Regions from separate parts of the Homo sapiens genome. Here region 2 is linked to region 1. The links are chromatin loops, found by intact Hi-C in ENCODE. Cell type or tissue: Caco-2. All regions are shown on one strand. Links, peaks and the distances in the headings refer to the core of each region. The heading gives the core; the rest is flanking DNA.

Region 1 (2,898 bases), core at 90-2,589:
GTTGCCCAGGCTGGTCTCAATCTCCTGTCCTCAAGGGATCCGACTGCCTTGGCCTCCCAAAGTGCTAGGATTACAGGCATGAGCAACTTGCACTTGGCCTCCAATAGATCTTGAGTTCTTCAGTTTCACTCTGCACCCTACTGCCTGGCACAGTGTCTAGCACACAGTAAATGTTCAATAGATACTTTTTTTCTTTTTGAGACAGGGTCTCACTCTGTCACCCAGGCTCAACTGTAATAGCGAGATCACAGCTCACTGCAGCCTGGACCTCTCAGGCTCAAGCAATCCTCCCACCTCAACCTCCAGGGTAGCTGGTATTACAGGAGTGAGCCACTATGCCTGGCCTAAATGTGCTTTTTTAAAAAAAGTAATCAAGAGCACCCTCCCTCAATTTGGATTTGCCCTTACAGATAAACTCCCCTTACCTCCCTCCACGTTGAGAATCACTGCTAAGTCGTGAACAAGTGACAAGCCTCCATGATACCCTGTTAGGATTAACTAGCAAGAAACAGAGGCTCGGAAGGATGTCAAAAGGAAAACTAGGGCCAGGCGCGGTGGCTCACGCATTTAATCCCAGCGCTTTGGGAGGCGGAGGCGGGCGGATCACCTGAGGTCAGGAGTTCGAGACCAACCTGACCAACATGGTGAAATCCCGTCTCTACTAAAAATACAAAATGAGCTGGGCGTGGTGGCGCATGCCTGTAAGCCCAGCTACTCGGGAGGCTGAGGCAACAGAATCGCTTGAACCTGGGAAGTGGAAGTTGCAGTGAACCAAGTTCAAGCCACTGCACTCCAGCCTGGGCGTCCGAATGAGACTGTCTCAAAAAACAAAAAAGGAAAACTAGGAAAAATTGAGTATTTTTAAAAATAGCAAGGATAGACAAAAGAGCATTTACCTTTGTAACAGGTGTGCTACTTTACGCTGCAGTTTCTTTCTCCTCTTTTTGAAAGGGTCTTGCTATGTCACCCATCCTCCCAGAGTATTCACAGGCGTGATCATAGCTCACTGCAGCCTCGACCTCCAGGGCTCAAGCAATCCTCCTGCCCTAGCCTCCTGAGTAGCTGGGACCACAGGCATGAGCCATCGCCCCAGCTACCATAGTTTCTAACACAACCTGGGTGTCTCCCACTTCTGACCTCCCTCCTCGGGGAGAACAAAATGATTGTCTCCCAGTGGAGAGTCCCTAGACATAACCACCATGATAGAAGAAAGAGGGCTGGGGAAGGAAACATTTTGAGGGCTGATGCAATGGAACCCTTTAAAACGTAAAGAACTTTAGTAGGTAAGCCTCAATTAGGAAGTTTCTCACAAGCACTCAGTCCATTCCACTCTCTTCTGGAACCCGAGCTAGAGACGCCCTCAGCAGCCAGTTTAGCGGCGGCCCTCGCCGCCAAGAACGGACTTTCAGCCTCGGGCCCTAGTTTCCGCCCTGGGATCTCTGTTCCGGGCCAGAATGCTCCACGCATGAAAGTCAGCGCTGGGGCCGGAGAAGAGATTGGCGGGGACGGAAGCTGCAGTTCAGGGGAAAGCCCGATGGCGGGCTCCAGTTTCTGTAGCCACTAAGGAGTGAACTACTGGGAGGAGAGCCCGAGACGCGTGCGGCCGCTGTGGGGCGCGCGCGAGGCACTCGGACCGCCGGCCTGCTGCGCTCCCGCTCACGTGACCGCCGCCCGGCGACAGTCAGCGTCTGCCCCGCCCCCTGCCGCGAGCTTTGCCGTGGTTACGCAACTGGCACCTGGGCGGCTGCGCGGGGCGGGGCATTGGCGCTGGGCGGGGAGGAGCGAGGCGTTGATGCGAGGCGGGACGGAGCGTTGGCGCTGGGCGGGACGGCGACCGAGAATCCTGGTTTTAAACATTTTTTGCTGTGTCATTTGCCATTTCCTCCCCGCTAGTGGGCAGGGGGAGGCTCTTCGGAGTTGGATCTTGACTTTGCCATTTTCCAGTTCTGTAGTCTCGGACAATACGTTTAACTTCTCTAAGCCTCAGTTTACGAATCTAAAAATTGGTTTATCTTTGTTGTGAGGATTAAAGGAAATGTGGAGTTTCATCGCAGATTCATTCAACAGTGCTCAGATTAAATAGAGCAGAGTGGGGCCAGCCCCCATTCCGAGCGAGTGTAAGATGGGGAGACTATGTTCTCTTGGTCCCAGTTCTGAGCCCTTCGTTTGTATCTTGTGACGCTGACAGCGATTCTACTGTTTTATGTCTTAAACTAGATTGTAGTGTTTTAAGATACTTCCTTTCTGTATGACATGATCCATCTGAAAGGCCATCAAGCACTTTAGGCACTCAACCGAAGAAACAATTCCCTTCCATGCTAGCATACAAGTCTATCCCCAAAGTGGAAAAAAAAAAAATACGGCCTCAAAAAATCTGTACATTCAATCAAGATTCAAAAAATTTGTGAAGCGAGGTCAGCAGATTCTCCTACAACTGCTAAAGTGACAACGAAGATATGTGGTTAATGAAAATGGCAGGCCGGGCGCGGTGGCTCACGCCTGGAATCCCAGCACTTTGGGAGGCCGAGGTGGGTGGTCCACCTGAGGTCAGGAATTCGAGACCATCCTGGCTAAAACAGCGAAAACCCGTCTCTACTAAAAATGCAAAAATTAGCCGGGCGTGGTGACGGACGCCTGTAATCCCAGCTACTCAGGAGGCTGAGGCAAGAGTATCACTTGAACCCAGGAGGCGGAGGTTGCAGTGAGCCGAGATTGCACCATTGCACTCCAGCTTGGGCAACAAGAGCGAAACTCCGTCTCAAAAAAAAAGAAAAAAGAAAATAGAAAGGCCACTAAACATTACCGAAAGACAAAAACCAGAAATATGTGTCTGGGCCAGGTGCAAGTGGCTCAGGCCTATAATCCCAGCCCTTTGGGAGGGCAAGACCAGAAGCTAAT
Region 2 (2,898 bases), core at 103-2,602, 70 kb before region 1:
CCCCTGGTGGCCTTTACCTGTCACCGGGCCCACCTGCCCCCAGAGAGTGGGTGCTGGGGAGACGAAGGGGCTTTAAGGCCCCAGATTCCACGGCCTAGAGCCCGCCCTGGCCTCCGCTCTTCCTCCTTCCTTCTCCGCCTGCCGGGCAGCCAGCGCAGGCTCCTTACCTGGGCCCCGCCTGCCACCCTGCGCACAGGTGTGTCCTCCTGCCATAGGCTGCCCCCCCACTGCCTTAACCCCTTCCCTCCCAGCGCCAGCCACGGGCACCTCCTCTAAGGCTTGGCCACTCCTCTAGGCCTCCCACCCTCTCCCAGGGGCCTCTTTTCTCCAACCTGCCTAGTCTCACCCCTGTCTCCAGAGGTACAAAAAGCGGGGGCTGTCCTTGGGTCCCCTCCCCACAGCAGATGCTGCCCCCAGGACTAGCCCATTCCTCTGTGGCCTCAGACCCTGCCCACAGCGGAGCTGCAGGCCAGAGAGATCCCTGAGGTCAGCGAGGGGTCAGCTGGGCAGGAGTTGGGCTGTGCCGCCCCGCAGTGCCCAGCCTGTGCTGGGATCCCCTGAGGGAAAGGGGAGGGAGAAGGCCCCGCCAGGCCTGTGAAGGGCAGGCGGGTCCCAGCAAGGTGTCGCTAGTGTGAAGTTACCCACCGCTACCCAGAGACCCCAGCTGGCCCGGAGCATCAGCCTTGCCCCTCGATTGAGGCCTGCAGAGGGAACGATCGCGCTCCACTCTCCGGACCGAGCTGCTCCCGGACCCACCTCACAGCACAGCCCTCAGTGGAGTCCAAGTCCCACCCCAAGGGCAGGTAGCCCAAGGGCGGTTAGAGGAGGTGGGACTTGCCTTTGTGCAGCTGCGGCTTGTATAGAAAGGGCGTTGCTGGGAGAGGGGACCTGGGCCCGACAGGTGATTGCCCCACCCGTGCCCTGGAGGGCCACAGCCCCAGGGAGCTATTGGGTTGCTCAATCCCTCGCTGTTCTCTCTCCCAGGCTTTGTTTGCTTCCTTCTTAATACCCGCCTGCAATTATTTGATGCTTGTGATCGGTTTGTGAATCTGTCTCCCTGACCAGCCTCCTAAGTTCCAGGAGGTCGGGGGACTGTGAATGCCTGTGACGCCGGGGGCTCTGTAAGGATTTGCTGAGTAATGCACGCCCAGCCTCTGGGCTTTGGGACCTGTGCTGTCTCAGCCTTTCCAGGAGTGGGCGCCAGCACTTCCTGAGGGATGACTCCCACCGGCTTTACTCCCCAGGACACCAGTGTTTCAAATAAAGAAGAAACCCCACTCCTGACATGGGGGAAGGAAGAGGGGACAAAAAACAAAGCACTCTTCACGTCAGCCAGCTCTTCAAACTCTGCCCAAGAGGATAAGGGCAGCAGCGGCCTGGATGAGGGGAGGAGCTGGGCGTGCCCGGGTGCTCTGAGGAGCCTGTCCCTGTTCCCGCCAGAGGGGACGCAGCCGGGCTGGCCTCAGGTCTGCGCTTCCGGCTGTTAACTACTCTTCTTAGTTCAGATCTGGAACTCAGCATCAGGGGAGTGTGATCAGGGCCCCCCTGAGGGTGGCCCCAGCTGCAACTCCAGGGTAAGGAGTGTGGGCTCTGGGGTCAGACAGCCTGGGTTCGAATCCCAGCCTCACTGTTCCATAGCCCTGTGACCTTGGGCAAGTGACCAAGTTACTTAGTTTTTCTGTCCCTCAGTTTCCGCCACGGTAAAATGAGAATGACAGAAGTGCCTAGACTGAACTAACGTGTGTAGTCTTTTAGTGCCTGGGCACATGGCAAGCGTGTGATGAGTCACTGTGCCCGTCTTATCGTCAGCCGTCATCTCGGTGCTTTTCACAACCACCCTGTTATGATCGCCCTCCATTTTAAAGAAGGAGACTGGGGAGCTTCACCCACGGTCACCCTCCCACGTGCGAGGCGGAGTCCCGACCCACGTCCGTCTGACGGAAGGCGGAGCTTTCACGCGAGGCACGCACGGAGGCACACACAGTTACCCATCCTGCCCTGCCCTCTGGCCGCCCACTCACTGGGCAAGCAAAGGGCTCAGAGGCGACACACAGTGATCCCAGGGCTTTATTTACAAGAGGAGAAGGGTTGGCCCTGCCTGGGGCCTGGCTGGGCTATATACAGGGTCAGGGAGAGGTGGGGGGGATGCAGCCATTTAAATTACAAAAGAATGGGGCACTCCTAGGTTCAGGTTGTGAGTCTGTCCATCGCGAAATGCTTCCACAGGGTCAGGGCTGAGGCTGCCAAGAGAAGGGAGTGAGGGAGTGAGAGGGTAGCTGGAACCTGGAGGTGGAACAAGAGGGTCTGGGGCAGCTGGGAAGCACAGAATGAGGCTGCGGCCACCCCATCCACCCAGGGAAGGCAGTGGAGCCAAGGACACAGGGCAGGGCAGGGAGGACACCCAGGCAGAAGAGCTGTACCATGGCCACCTGAGGACAGCACCGCTCACTTCCTCTTGAGGGAACCCTTGCTCTTCTCCTTGTCTGCTGACCGCTGCTTCTTCACTTTCTCCTCCCTCTTGTTCTTAGTGTGCAGGTTCTCATACACATCCTCCTTGTGTCTGCAGCCGGGTGCAGGGGGGCAAGTACAGGCAGTTGGTGCAGGTCAGGAGACAGCACAGGGGGACCCGGCACTGGCAGTCCCCTCTGGCCACCCCGTCTCACAGGTGACGCAGCCACGGTCCCTGCACTAGACTCCAAGCTCCTAGAGGACAGAGGCTACATCTCATACACGAGTGCGCTGCTGGTACCTAGCAGAGGCCCACACGTGTGGGCACTCAGGAAATGCTTATGAACAGAAGGGGTGAGAACCAAGCCTGAACTTGAAGCCAGGTCCCCCCAGCTGCAACACTTGTCCTCTCCAGAAAGTGAGGATCGGGCTGGGCAGGACAAAGGGGTG

What was found. A loop is a pair of places that touch in the nucleus more often than their neighbours do. Peaks named below come from ENCODE experiments on the same cell type or tissue, not always from the same donor. Only the 100,000 strongest peaks of a DNase experiment are listed, where the experiment ranks them.
Region 2: a loop joins it to region 1, with 7 times the contacts of the local background. A loop is called at or near these places in 6 of 110 quality-filtered maps.

The regions. Positions count from the first base shown.
Region 1 is chr12:6,890,006-6,892,903 of GRCh38, reverse strand. No RefSeq gene overlaps it. Among named protein-coding and RNA genes, the nearest start is that of LRRC23, 13 kb to the left of the region's middle. RefSeq lists an enhancer at 720-1,267 and a silencer at 1,535-1,824. In Caco-2, for the core only: a CTCF peak has its summit at 1,592; a DNase peak (open chromatin) is centred at 1,723; H3K4me3 peaks cover 1,086 bases.
Region 2 is chr12:6,960,468-6,963,365 of GRCh38, reverse strand. It overlaps PTPN6 (protein tyrosine phosphatase non-receptor type 6), which reads right to left. Exons shown (of 16, transcript NM_002831.6): 15 at 2,421-2,560; 16 at 2,050-2,240. The coding sequence ends at 2,446. MIR200CHG (MIR200C and MIR141 host gene) reads right to left here and starts at 121. Exons shown (of 2, transcript NR_135032.1): 1 at 18-121. LOC105369634 (a long non-coding RNA gene) reads left to right here and starts at 267. Exons shown (of 2, transcript XR_931601.2): 1 at 267-827; 2 at 1,245-1,734. RefSeq lists enhancers at 207-1,008, 1,250-1,459, 1,268-1,786, 1,009-1,808, 1,809-2,610 and 1 more. In Caco-2, for the core only: a CTCF peak has its summit at 1,177; DNase peaks (open chromatin) are centred at 225, 875, 1,125, 2,436 and 1 weaker place; H3K4me3 peaks cover 1,861 bases.